4 separate regions of the Homo sapiens genome follow, and regions 1, 2 and 3 are each linked to region 4. The links are chromatin contacts, found by Hi-C or POLR2A ChIA-PET in ENCODE. All regions are on one chromosome and are shown on one strand. Each heading gives the region's core, a stretch centred on a gene start or an enhancer-like site at or near the end of the contact. The rest is flanking DNA. Distances are from core to core; before and after follow the strand shown. Region 1 overlaps CLEC16A (C-type lectin domain containing 16A). Region 2 overlaps CLEC16A (C-type lectin domain containing 16A). Region 3 overlaps CLEC16A (C-type lectin domain containing 16A). Region 4 overlaps CLEC16A (C-type lectin domain containing 16A).

What was found. A loop is a pair of places that touch in the nucleus more often than their neighbours do. ChIA-PET counts read pairs that join two places held with the same protein, here RNA polymerase II (POLR2A). Pooled maps may share reads with other maps.
Region 1: a map of DLD1 shows a loop between it and region 4 (6-fold over the local background). The contact joins two enhancer-like sites. A Hi-C loop is called at or near these places in 2 of 168 maps with a recorded cell type or tissue (DLD1 and endothelial cell of hepatic sinusoid), 2 of 37 single-sample maps with no recorded cell type and 7 of 50 pooled maps. POLR2A ChIA-PET finds 5 or more read pairs at or near these places in 2 of 52 experiments (OCI-LY7 and PC-9).
Region 2: a map of Right ventricle myocardium inferior shows a loop between it and region 4 (2.5-fold over the local background). The contact joins two enhancer-like sites. A Hi-C loop is called at or near these places in 3 of 168 maps with a recorded cell type or tissue (Right ventricle myocardium inferior, naive thymus-derived CD4-positive, alpha-beta T cell and pancreas), 12 of 37 single-sample maps with no recorded cell type and 16 of 50 pooled maps. POLR2A ChIA-PET finds 5 or more read pairs at or near these places in 8 of 52 experiments (AG04450, HEK293, activated B cell and 4 more).
Region 3: a loop to region 4 is called in a pooled map, with 7 times the contacts of the local background. The contact joins two enhancer-like sites. A Hi-C loop is called at or near these places in 5 of 37 single-sample maps with no recorded cell type and 10 of 50 pooled maps. POLR2A ChIA-PET finds 5 or more read pairs at or near these places in 7 of 52 experiments (Caco-2, H1, PC-9 and 3 more).

Annotation. Positions count from the first base shown.
Region 1 is chr16:10,947,954-10,951,161 of GRCh38, forward strand. The region is part of intron 1 of CLEC16A (C-type lectin domain containing 16A); the gene reads left to right. Among named protein-coding and RNA genes, the nearest start is that of CLEC16A, 5.0 kb to the left of the region's middle. RefSeq lists an enhancer at 1,611-1,760. Within about 2 kb of position 1,563, at least 6 of the 41 ENCODE cell types and tissues checked have a DNase peak (open chromatin) inside an H3K27ac peak, as active enhancers do.
Region 2 is chr16:10,980,941-10,984,076 of GRCh38, forward strand. It overlaps CLEC16A (C-type lectin domain containing 16A), which reads left to right. Exons shown (of 24, transcript NM_015226.3): 10 at 1,938-2,051. Among named protein-coding and RNA genes, the nearest start is that of CLEC16A, 38 kb to the left of the region's middle. RefSeq lists a silencer at 1,030-1,099. Within about 2 kb of position 1,676, at least 7 of the 41 ENCODE cell types and tissues checked have a DNase peak (open chromatin) inside an H3K27ac peak, as active enhancers do.
Region 3 is chr16:11,160,583-11,163,736 of GRCh38, forward strand. The region is part of intron 22 of CLEC16A (C-type lectin domain containing 16A); the gene reads left to right. Among named protein-coding and RNA genes, the nearest start is that of SOCS1, 94 kb to the right of the region's middle. Within about 2 kb of position 1,634, at least 5 of the 41 ENCODE cell types and tissues checked have a DNase peak (open chromatin) inside an H3K27ac peak, as active enhancers do.
Region 4 is chr16:11,050,494-11,053,942 of GRCh38, forward strand. It overlaps CLEC16A (C-type lectin domain containing 16A), which reads left to right. Exons shown (of 24, transcript NM_015226.3): 18 at 1,020-1,148. Among named protein-coding and RNA genes, the nearest start is that of CLEC16A, 110 kb to the left of the region's middle. RefSeq lists enhancers at 1-415, 416-993, 2,006-2,155. Within about 2 kb of position 1,963, at least 2 of the 41 ENCODE cell types and tissues checked have a DNase peak (open chromatin) inside an H3K27ac peak, as active enhancers do.

The DNA of each region.
Region 1 (3,208 bases), core at 313-2,812, 100 kb before region 4:
CACGATCTTGGCTCACTGCAAGCTCCGCCTCCCGGGTTCACGCCATTCTCCTGCCTCAGCCTCCAGAGTAGCTGGGACTACAGGCGCCCGCCACCACGCCCAGCTAATTTTTTGTATTTTTAGTAGAGACGGGGTTTCACCGTGTTAGCCAGGATGGTCTCGATCTCCTGACCTTGTGATCTGCCCTCCTTGACCTCCCAAAGTGCTGGGATTACAGGCATGAGCCACTGCACCCGGCCTAGACTTTACTTTTTTAGAACAGTTTGAGATTTACAGAAAGGTTGAGAAGATAGCACAGAGAGCTGGAAACTGTTTTTAGCTTCATTATTCTTTGTAACACTCCCAGCTTGCAAACTGGAAAGGAATTTTCCTGTTAGGGTTTTACTTTTGCTAAATGGTAGAAAACTTCATACCTGTGGTCTCTGTCTGCTGAACTGAGTTAGTGATTTAGCTCAGGCAGATTGAAGTAGTCAAGAGGTTATTTGCTACACACCATGGGTGGTTTATTGTCCAGATTAGTGGCAAGGCTGTGACATTGACTGACAAATGTCCACCACCAAGCGGAAGCCTGAGTGATGGAATCGTTTGATTGCTACTGAAACATCATCTTTACCAGGGACTGCAAGTCTGCGGCTGGTAGAAATTGGTCGTTTTTGTATTGTGGCCTTCATTCTGGTCCACTTTGTGTGGGGGTCAAGATTTTTGGTTCCAGTGACAGAAACCCAGCTAGAATTGCCTTAAGCCTCAAATGGATTGAATAGCTCATGTCACTGAATGGTCTGTCCCCGCTAAACCATGGCTGAATCCAGGTGTTTGGAGCCGTCAGAAATCGGCCTTTTTCCACCTTTCAGCTCTACCTTTTTCCTGTTGGTGTCATTTTCAGGCAGGCTGCAGGCTTACATCATATCAGCTTAGCATTCCTGAGGAAAAAGAGAGCTTCTTTTCTCAATATTGCCAGCAGAAGTCCAGAATTGAGATTGAGTATCCCTGGACCAGCAAGGTCTCATGCCACCCCTGAACTGTCACTCTGGCCAAAGGTATAGGGGGATCTGATTGGCCATTCCTCACTCATATTCCCTTCCCTGGAGCAAGAGTGGGATTAGCTCCACTCAAGCTAGTGGAAAAGAATGAGAGAAAAGAGTGGTTCCCCATGGGAGAATCAGGGGTTATTGCCCAAAGAAGGCGGAGAATGGATCCATGGCAGGTAGACAGACGCACACCTACTCTTGGTGCTTTCAAGTTTTGGCTAAGGTGGCACTGACAGTGTTAGAGCTTGGGGTACAATATTGCCATGTTGATTTTCTTAAAATATCGTCTTCACCATGCCACATATTATGGGTCCTAGGCTCCCACTATGTCACGTCTAAGTTCTTCCAGGCCTTCCCACCATCTAGTTTGGGAGCACAGGGAGTTAGGAACATCCTTGTTAGGCAGACGCTGTTTAAATGGAGACCAACGGGGTGAGTCGTTGTTACCAGGCAGCGGGGTGTCAGGTGGAAGGAAGGATGTTTCAGGCAGAGGAAAAGGCATTTGAGAAAGCCTAGTGGGGCAAGGGGAGCAGTGCACATTGGCAGAACTCACGTGGTTCAGCAGGGGAGTGTTCACTGGGTGAAGAGGAAGTGAGGACCCAAGCTCAGAGCCATGCTTGGCAGTCTCCAGAGGCCAGGTCCCCTGGGGCCCTGTAAATCACTTTAAGGAATTCAGACTATGAGTGAGAACAGTAGGGAGCCACTGAAGGTTTTTTAACTACAGAAAGGCTGTGGTCTGGCTGAAGCTGGCAGAATGGATTGGATGAGGGGCAGACTGGAGGTGGGCCTCCACATGTGTTGGTGGGGCGGGGAGCAGGGGCTCTGCTGCCGTCCCCTGGTGAGTTACGGTAGCAGCTGCTGTCATCCAGGTGTATCTCCTGTTGGTGGTCCACTCACACACATACCTCGCCTGCCCACTTGAGGTCCCCTGCTCTTTTCCTCCTGCCCATCCAAATCCCTAGCTCTATCCCGAAAATGCCAGTTCTTCCCTAAAAATTGCCCTGGTGACTTCAGCCAACAAGAGTTTTGCTGTCTTCTCTAACTTCTTCTGTGCCTGTTCACACTGTCCCACACAGTTAACACATTATTATATACTTCTCATCGCCAAAGAGTGGGTCGGCTGTTAGCTCCTGTGCGTTCTTAAAGTTTCATCTCGGCCTTGAGTTAGACCCTCAGGAAGCTGGCCGGGGTTCCTGTCCTTTGGCTATCAGACATTGTCTTCCTTTGTTACATATCTTTTTTGTTGTTTTCTCCCAATTTGAACATAAGAATCATGAAAGCCTGTATGGCTTGTTCAGCTGGGTACTGGTATGCCAGCACAGGACGTGGCAGATAGTAAGCAATCAACAAATATTTGTCACAGGATGAACGAGAGGCAGACCTCTGTTTTCAGAAAAGGCCAGTCTTTTCCCAACAACTGCTTGTTCTCCCCAGTTTAGTCACAGCACCTGTGCCACAGCCATGACTTTCTCTAGGGCTAAAGCCCTAAAGAAAGCTAGGGTATAGCCCTGCCTATACCCTACACATCCCCGGCCCAGCCTCACTTGCCGGCCCTGTTTGACATCTTTGGGGGATGATTCACCAGGGGAAGCACAGCCTGTGAACACCTTCTCTAATCCTCTAGCCTGATTCCACCCTCCGTGAAGCTTCTCCTTGTCCTGCTGGCCAGAAGGCTGAACACTGACCAGATGGTGGTTTTCAGGGCACAGAGTGGGACACACTGGGGAACGTCTGCAGGGCCTCTGCCCGAGTGCTGAACAGGCCAGACAGATACAGGCTCTGTGTCTCCCATCCCTCTACCACACCTGAGACATTGTTATTTGGAGCTGTGTGGACATTGGGGGGTAAATTTCTAACCCCCAGACCTCCTATCATTCTGCTTATCCTTTCTCATGCCCCACCTTGCAAATGTACATTTCAAAATCTTGAAGGAGGAGCATCCTAATAAGCTCATTATGGTGCAAGGCATAGCACGTGCAGAAAATGCTGTCACTGAAATGAACTTGGACCTAGTATTCCTGTCTCTGAAATGGACTGAATTGCTAATTTTTGAAGGATATGGGGCATTATTAACTGTAGTGGTTTAACCTGTGAAATTAGTGACTCTTGAGAAAGCAGAGGCTATTGAGGCCAGATTTGTTTACGTCTGTCATCCTTGGTGATGCACCTCGAGTGTGTTG
Region 2 (3,136 bases), core at 426-2,925, 70 kb before region 4:
CGTTAATTTGGTGTGACAGGTGATGCTGTCCTCCTAAAACCAAACTGCTAACAGAGTGTGGTGTAGGCAGCTGGGCCCAGCTTTTTGAGTCTGGCCTGCACGTGCTTCCACGTACCTTACAGTTACTCACCCTCCCTCTTTTTTGGGTTCAGAGCCAGGGAAATGAGCACTGTGTGTGTCCACAGGCAGGAATTGGTTGCTTTGTTCAGGGGGGCCTTTGTAGGTGCTCACTGAATGCTTGTGGACTGAAAAGAAGGAATAAATGATCAGTTAAGGCCGCATTCATTCAAGGTACGTAACGGATATTTGAGAATGAATGACCACAGTGATTGGTGTTTTGTGTTGTTGGTAGAGTGATGTGTGGCAGTAATTCGGCCATAAGGAAGGTGAGAAAAATCATCATTGCTAACATTTAAGGGCCTGCCAAGCCTTGGACGTGGGTTAACTCATTGAATCATACTATGTGGTCTCTGTGATAGAAAAGGTTCCCAGTATTTTTTTAAAAGATGCAATTTTTTATAGGGAGGTGCCACATGGCCATTCTGCCTGTACCTTTTATCTAATTTGAATTCTATGTATTTGTTAGAATAATATATTCCCCTTGTTCAAACAGTACAAAACATGGCATGTGAAAAGTCTCTCTCACTCTATACCCTGAGCACCCAACTGCACTCCCCAGAGGCAGCCTGTGTTGATTTTTGCCTTCACTTTTTAAAAAATAATTTTTTTTAAACAACGTTTTTTAAAGTTAAAAAGTTCAAACATGTAAAAACCGGGTTTCTGTTCTAGTTTTGTTCAGGCTCCTGACTTCTATCCCCAGAGACAATTAGGGTTACAGGGTTCTCGTATGTCCTAACAGAGACATCTGTCAGGGGTTCTTAACTAGGGGCAATTTTGCCCCTCAGGGGATACCTGGCAGTGTCTGGGGAGATGCATTCAGTTGTCATGACCGAGGCTGGGGTGCTACTGACATCTAGTGGGTGGAGGTCAGGGATGCTGCTCACCAGCCTGCAGTGTCTGGGACAGCCTCCCTCCATACTCAGTTATAGCCCAAATTGTCAGCAGTGCCAAGATTGAGAAACCCTGGCCTATGCATATGTAAATAAGCAAATACAAACATGCACACGCTTTTCTATGCAAATGGTAGATAAGCCACACCCTGTGCTACACCCTCTTGCCTTTACATTTTAAAACAAAATAGCAGGCATGTCTAGGCCAGCTTTGCAAGACAGTTTTGAATACCCTGATTCTTAAAGCTGGTCCTCTGAACATTGGGCAACAGGTGTGGGAGCAGGGCCAGCTTAGCCCAGAGGCAGCCCTCTGATTTTGCATCCTGGCCCACCTGGGTTTGCCTCTGTCTCGTGTGATTTTCAGCCCCGTAGTTCACATACCTCCTGACGATGCTGTGGAATCCCCGTGTGCTAAAACCCACCACAGGGTCAGAGCTCCCTCCCGTGATGGAATCTCTGTGTAGCCAACCCTCTGCCAAGTCCTTGATTGGAACAAAACTCTCCGGCCCCTTCTTCTTGTATCACTAAAGTATTGGGACAGTGCCTTCTAGTCTTCTCATAACCAAATTTGACACTAAAATGCCCATGGAAAGGAAGGAGTGTGCTGGTTTGGCTGTTCTTTCCCGCATTGCTCCACTTCAGCCGGATTTGGCTTCACCCAGCCATGAGGGACAGTCTCGCATTAATGCACTTCCTTCCGAGGAAGAGCAGCCAGCCAAATAGGCAACAGTCTGAAGGAGAGACTGACCTTACAAGAGTGGAACCGAGTCCTGCTTCCTGTGGCTCATTCTTTGAATTTTGCATCGTAGGAATTGCTGCTTAATACAGGACTTAGGTAGCCCAGCCTGGTCGCTTCTGATCCAGGAAGCAAGAGGTTGAAAATACCGCACACTTTCATGCAAATCCCGTTTCTTTTTTTTCCGCCAGGTCTTCTTAATTATACATCATGCACCGCTGGTGAACTCGTTAGCTGAAGTCATTCTGAATGGTGATCTGTCTGAGATGTACGCTAAGACTGAACAGGATATTCAGAGAAGTTCTGTAAGTCATTAGCTTCGGGACTGACCTTAACAGGAAACCATTGCTCATTTTGCTAATCTGTGTGTTTCTCTAAAATCAGAAACTAACATTCTGAATATATAGCAGTGATGATGCATAAGCTGGTCCGGGATTCAGTGAACCTAATCAGAGTCTTGATTGCATACCCAAGAGAAGCTGGGATCAGGGACCACCTGGATTTGATTGATTGTGTGTTCTTAAACATGGAATTGTACCACTCCGGGCCTTAGGTTGCATATCTGTGAGACACTGTTATCGGGACACAGTGAGAAAATGCCTTATCAGAGGAACTAATGTCTACAGAAGTTGGGCGATGAACATCCATGAATGACTCAGGCCCCAGGTGAGGGCAGTAGAGAGTGGCGAGGGGTGTGGCAAATTGGAGAGTGTATGCCACCTTGGCGAGCAGCTCCTGTTCTACCCCAGGCTGCTGCTGTTCTGCAGGAATATGGATGTAGGATTACTAGGTTTTTTCATGTTTCTAGAGAAGCGGGAAAAACGCATTGTTACGTGTAATCTCTAGTTTTAAATGATCATCAAGCTTTGGACTAAGTAGCATGTTTGTGGTCTGCAGGAAGGAGCTTTGGCGTTCCATTTGGTACACTGCTGAGGGAAAACACCTGATGGCCAGTGTTGTGACTTCTCTTGAAGCTTTTCCATCTTGTCCTCTGTATATCTCTGCTGTCATCTCTCAGATCCTGCTCACATGTCCTGAGCTCCAGCTGCCTTAATCCTGGTCTGACTTGCTTTTCCCCCAGCATGTCCAGCATTTGTGCCTTTGAACCTGCGCCTTTACCGTACCTACAGCCTGGTTCCTGATGCACCTGGTTCCCTCTTTTCAAAGGTCTTACCCACTCTAAGCTCCTTATGGCAGGGATCTCACCTGTCACTGAATCAGCTGCAGTCTGGGCTGCACAAATGCTCATCTCACTTATGCGGAGCCCAGGCTGCAGCTGATTCAGTGACAGGTGAGATCCCTGCCATAAGGAGCTTAGAGTGGGTAAGTGAGATGAGCATAGTGCGTTTTATACAAGGGCTGTTTCATAAAGGTTTCCTCTCTGCAGCCA
Region 3 (3,154 bases), core at 384-2,883, 110 kb after region 4:
CAAAAACTCTGGGAGCCAGCCCGTCCCTTGTCCCTAGGGGACTTAACTCACATCCCCGCATTAACAAAGTTTTTTCCCTAACTGTATCAGTTAAGATTAAGTTCAACTACATAGTAAAGATAAACTCAAAGGGGAAGTTAATTTCCCTCTCGGGTAAAAGAAGCCTTGTAGTCAAGAGATACACAAAGACGTCAGGGACCCAAACTCCTTCCTTTTCAGTGCTCTGCTGTCCCTAATGTGTGATTCATCCTCATAGCTCAGGGCAGCTGCTGGAGTTCCAGCCATTGCATCCATTTTCCAGGAAGCAGAATGGAGGAGGATATACCCCCTTTCCTTTTAAAGAGCTTTCCAGGAAATCCCACATGCCACATTCATTTCTATCTCACTGGTCACAACTTAGTCACTTGGCCACGACTAGCTTCTGGGTTCTGTAACTGCAACCGAAAGGGAGAATGGTTATTGAGAGACAGCTTACAATATCAAGAACACTGTCCAAAACCCTCTTCTTTTTGCTTTTTTGTTTTAAGCCTTCCCAATAAAGTGAACAAAACCCTCTTAACCTAGAGGATTCCAGGTGCTAGCTATTAATGTAATGATAATCATCACACTAAATACCTAAACATCTTTGCAGTCAAATTTCTTATGCCCTGCTTAGGTAGGCCGACTCCTACACAGCCATCAAGGCCCCAAGGTTGGACAGAGCTGCTGCAGAAGCACAGGGGAGAGAATAGTTAACCCTACCTTATGCAAAGACTCCTCCCAGGCTAATGCTGAGCTGCGTGAGCCATGAAGAATGGGGCAGGGGTTTGTAAAGACAGAAAAGAAGCAAAACAGAACTCCAGACCGAGGGAACGGCCTAGCAAAGGTTGAGAGCAAGTGGTTCTTGGTAGGAGGTCTGAGGACTGACCTAGGCTGCTGGAGGCAGATCGCCATATTTCCACATCCCCACTCCTATGCACACCCAGTGATTCTGGGGTTGTAGGAGGGCCTTGACTCGAAAGATATCTGGGGGTTCCAGCTTCCCTGAGTCCTATGGATTTGACCAACAATCTAGGCATAAAGAGCAGAGATTATCAACTCAAACGCCCACACGGCCAGGCAAGTTGCAAGAGCAGGGACCCAGCTCTGCTCATCTCTCTCCCGTTGCTGTCCTGCAGGAATGGGGCCCCATAAAGCCAGATCTTTTCATTTTTTAAGAAAGCAGAAATCCAGGTCTGTGTGTAAAAGCTCCCAACGTGTCCATGGTGGTACCTCCAACAAACACACATATAACATAAATAAGCAAAGCGAAACTCGTGTGCAAGCCCCTAGGCGGCTGCTGGCCGGCTCTGAATCTTGAATCACATGGTTAAGTGATTATTGGTGGGGAAAGCTTAAAGACCTGTAGAAGAGGAGGAGGGGGGCATGTCCAAGGTCTCGAAGTCAGTTTGGGCAGAGCTTGGACTCAAACCTGGGGTTCTGACTCCAAGCCCAGCTTTCCTTCTGTCAGTGGGCCTAAAAATAGAAGACTGACCTTTTCTTGGTATTTTTGTGCTTCACAAATGCCAGAGCGTTATTCATTAGTTCATCTTCCCAAAATAACTGGCAGAACACGGCCAGAGGGCAACAGGAAGACTCTGGGCTGCGCCCCCCGACCGTGAAACTGGGGGCTCCTGGGAAGTGGGGGATGTGTCTCACCATGGGCATAGTTTCCCCCCACTGTTGGAGTGGCCTGCCTGGCCCTGCTCTTGGTGAGTCCAGGGGAGAGAGCTTCAGAGGGCAGAACAGATCTCAGGAGGATGTTAGGATCGGGAGCTTGAGTCTATCCAGTTCCCAGGCAGTTTGTGTTCCCTCCATCATCCTCCCTTTTTTTTCTCTTTTTGGTTTAAAATAAGGTTTACAATAGGAGTCTTGGAAAATTCAGACAAGCACAAAAAATAACAAAACTCACTGCAGTACAACTACCTGCTTCTCTCACTGTGTCAGCTTCAAATCTCCAGCTGCCTTCTCTGCTCTGGACAAGGGGGAAAGAGAGCACAAATTTTTTGCAAGAGCGGAAACATATGGGACATGCTTTTTCTAACCTTTTTTCATTGACTCCATCTTGAGCATTTCCCCCAACACTTAGTCTTCTCTTACCAGCGTGTTGGTTGGCAGCAGGGAATTTCATCATCTAGAGGGATTAGAATTCACTTAGCCTTTCCCCAGTTCTTGGACTTATCAGCTGTCTTCTGTTCTCTGTTCTGCACACCAATATGCTGAATATCCTTGTAGTTCGGTATGTGCATCCACCCACAGTGTCGTCTGCAGCATGGGATGCTGCAGGTGTGGAATTGGTCAGATGGTGTGAAAGTCCATGCAGCCTCTGATACACATTTTGCAGGCTGTCCTTGAAGCATACCCAGGGAGAGCCAAGACTGTTATCACTGGAGAGGATCTCAGGGAGGCCGGTTTGCCTTCACTCCTGTCGCACGATCTCTGGCTTGTCTGTGTGTTTGCACCTACTTCGCAGCCCAAGTGTGTTTGATTCATACACCAAAAGCCTCTGGCACCTCTGCCAAAGCTAGTTCATCAGGGACTGCCTGACTGGGATGAAGCAGGAACCAGAGGACAGGGCGCTCTGGCCATAGACATTCACCCTGAATTCTCCCCAGCACCCTCCTGATTCTCTGATGTGTTGCCACTTTGATTTGGGGAAAAACCCCTTGAAATTGCAGGTGGGGGGCCTTGGCCATCCAGCAAAATAAAGGAAAAAAAAAGCCAAAAGTCACTGTGGCTTTCTGGTCTCAGTGCCACTGGCAAAGGGAGAGAGAGTGGAAAGGAGGGAAGTGGGAGTTTTAGTAGAAGTGGGTGAGGGAGAGATGTGTTCAGTAACCTCTGCTCAGCTAGACCCTGCAAATGGATGGGATCGGTAGTTGGTGATTTTTTTGTTTGTTTGTTTGTTTAACTCAGTACATGCAGATTTTACTGCCAATCTATGACTTGATCCCAACCCATTCCCAAAATAAAAGAATTTAAGCATCCTGACTGCAGTGCCAGCTTCTCATCTGCTACCCTACATGTCCCACTGCAGATGTCTTTTGATAATAAACCAGGTTTATGATGCTGTAATAAACCATGGCTTTAAAGAGGGCAAGAGAAAAGACGTGTCTTCTTCAAATGGGCCTGTGACCAC
Region 4 (3,449 bases), core at 713-3,212:
AAAATGAATTCTGCAGAAAGCTTACCCTTCGTCTGTGAAGCCAGGGAAATGAAATGTTAGTGTTCAACAACACGTGTGCATTGATTACTACTACTGATGCAGCAGAGATCTGGGAGAGGTGGCAGGGAGGGGATGTCACCCTGTGTCTTAGTCCTCAAAGAAGGCTTCGCAGAGGTGGTGTGGAAAGAGGCCGTCAGCTCTGGCCCAGTGGCCGTGGGCATGCGCCTTTCCTCCTCTGAGCTCAGTGTCCCTTTTATGATGGGCCCACCAGCACCTGCCGTCCAGCAGGAGGTGATCCCAGCACGTGCCTGGCACTTAGTAGATGCTCCAATAATGATTGTGTTATATTATCCCAGGTAAGATGTGAAGGGGACAAGGAAGGAAGGGGAAACATTGGTCCTAGGGTGGGAATCACAGAGGCCCTGGAGCAAGACAGGCCTGGGCTCATGTCTTGGCTCTGCCACCCACCAGCTGAGCGACCTTGGATCCATTTTTCTGCTTCTCTGAGACTGTGTTCCCTCATCAGCAAAGTGGGAAGCAGCTCCTCAAAAGCCCTTAGGTCACAGCTTGCAGCGGAATCAGCTCTCGTTAAACGGAAGCTGCCATCGCCATAGCTGTTATCATCACTGGAAGGACAGAGAGGAGGAAGCAGGTGGCAGACGGGCTTGCACCCACAGGGATAAAGCATACCTGGCCTCCTGCTGAGAATCCCTGTCCCTGCTGAGGTGGAGAGAGAATGCGAAGAGGAGCAAGCTTTTCACAGCAAGGATGCAACTTCTCAAGAGTCTGAGCTGCTGCTTCAATTAAAGGAAAAATCTGCAATTTAGAAAACCAAAAGGCATATTGCTCCCTTATCTGGCTGCCTCTGTGCTTTACTTCAATCTAAATCCAGGATTTAGATCACTCATTTACATTTACTAAATGCGGTTGAAGGCGAGGGGCCTGTGCAACCTCCCCCGGCCCCTTCCTCCTTCCAAGTAAGGAATCTGCTTTGAGGTTTCCTGTAATGTCTCTTCTAGATGAAGCCCATGAACGTGGAATATCTCATGATGGACGCCTCCATCCTGCTGCCCCCAACAGGCACGCCACTGACGGGCATTGACTTCGTGAAGCGGCTGCCGTGTGGCGATGTGGAGAAGACCCGGCGGGTGAGTGAGCACAGGACCTGTCATCTCCTGGGCCACTGTTCTCCAGAACCACTCCCAGACCAGGGAGGAAAGGGCTTCTTTGTCAAAGTCAAGAGCCTGCCCTCAACACAGCTTAGACAGTGGATAGAGAGTACCCATTTGCCCCCAGGCATGACTTTCCAAGGCATGTTTTTACCCTTTGGGAAGTAGGGTTTGGCATTCCGTTGCATCTGGCACCCAGTGTTGGCTGCAGAGAGGTAGCCTTCACCAGTGCAGACAGACAAGCCCTGAGCTCAGGAGTGTAAGGCAATGGGGCCAGTTTTCTGTGAACCATCGGGGGTGAGCACGGTACATCCAGTGCAGGTGAGGTTGGTGTGAAATCGTAGCCCAGCGGTCTCAGGACCCCCAGAGATAGTGCGATGTTAAGGCATCTACCTGCTCTTGGGACACAGTCAAATTAAATGTGAATCTCACCAGCCTGCAGGACAGATATGTGTGAAAAGATTAGTTCTCAGAACCAGCTGCAGTGTGTGCTTCCGTTATCAGCCCTTTTTTTCCGAAGCAGGTACTCTAGGAAGCAGTGTCCTCAGGGGTGTTCATGGTATTTTATCTCCCGGGTAAGATCAGAGTTTCTTTCTTAGAAAGCACCATCACCTTTTCCTAGAAAATCATTCACTGGAGACATGAGTATTTGTGTATAGTTCAGAGGAATTCATTGCACACAGCTCCCCTTGTCAGCCTTTATCATCTGAGTTAATTCGTGTGTGACAGAGGTGTTTCACTTTTGGATTTTGCAAAACAGGAATGACCTGTCATTTGCACCTCAGACACGAGGAGTCTGAACCTTCCTCCCTGCAGCTGGTGGTTCTACCTCGGAAGCCTGGGGGTGCAGAGGAAGTGGGACCCATGTGTCTTGAGTCAATCCACATTTCCAACTGTCTGACCAAACCCACAAGCCTCACCGCAGGACCCACCCTGTCCGGCCCACTGACGCCTTCCTTCCATGTCCTCCCTGCCAGGCACACGATTCTGTTTGTGGGTGGCAGTGTTTGCACTGGACGTCCTGGCATCAGCTTTCACTGGAGGACTGGTTCTGACAGATGTGTATGTGTTGCTTCATGATGCTGACGTGCTCACCCCCAGCCAGGGCTACAGCATCCTGTGCCAAGAAGGCCCCACCTGGGAGATCCCCCCGCACCCCTGAGCCAGAAGGTCCAGAGGACTGAACGCTGAGCACTGCTGCTCTGGATTCCACTTTGCCTTTTTGTTGTTGTTGTTGTTGTTGTTGTTTTGGAGGCTGCAGTGAGCTGTGATCCATCCTGGAGTGCAGTGTTGCGATCATAGCTCACTGCAGCCTCAAACTCCTGGGCTCCAGCCATCCTCCCACCTCAGCGTCGGTAGCTGGAACTACAGGCACAAGCTACCACACCTAGCTAATTTTTAGATGTTTTATAGAGATGAAGTCTTGCTAAGTTACCCAAGTTAGCCTTGAACTCCTGGCCTCAAGCCATCCTCCTGCCTTGGCCTCCCAAAGTGCTGAAATTACAGACATGTACCACCACACCCAGCCCACACTCTACCTTCTTTTGGTTCACAGTTCATCAGGGTTTTTCTTACCACTTCTATGAACACATAGCCTCTGTTATGAAGTAGATCAATTCAAATCAGTTCTTTATGTGAATTTCCTCATTAAATTCTATAACCATCCTAGGAGATTGGCACTATTATTATCCCCATTTTACAGAGGAAGAATTTTTTTTTTTTTTAGACAGGGTCCTGCTCTGTCACCCAGGTTGGAGTGCAGTGGTGCCATCTTGGCTCACTGCAACACACTCTGCCCCCTGGGGTCAAGCAATCCTCCCACCTCAGCCTCCTGGGTAGCTGGGATTACAGGTGTGTGCCACCACACTCGGCTAATTTTTGTATTTTTTGTAGAAATGGGGTTTTGCCATGTTACCCAGGCTGGTCTTGAACTCCTGGACCCAAGCGATCCGCCCACCTCGGCCTCTCAAAGTGCTAGGATTACAGATGTGAACCACCACGCCCTGTCCACAGGGGAAGAAATTGATGCATGGAGAGGTCTGGTGATTTGCTCAAGGTCACCCAGCTAGTGAGTAGCTGAGCCACAAGTCAGCCCAGGCAATGTGGCCCCCAGAACCTAGACTCTTAGGCATTCTGATCCACTGCTTCCCACACTGCCTTCTTGAGATCTGCTGGCTCTGCTCAGGACACTGGGACAGCAAAAACACAGCCCCAGTCCTGAAGAAATCAGAGCCTTAGAGGTCAAAGTGGGAAGAGACAGTGGCAGGTCATGTGGCTCAG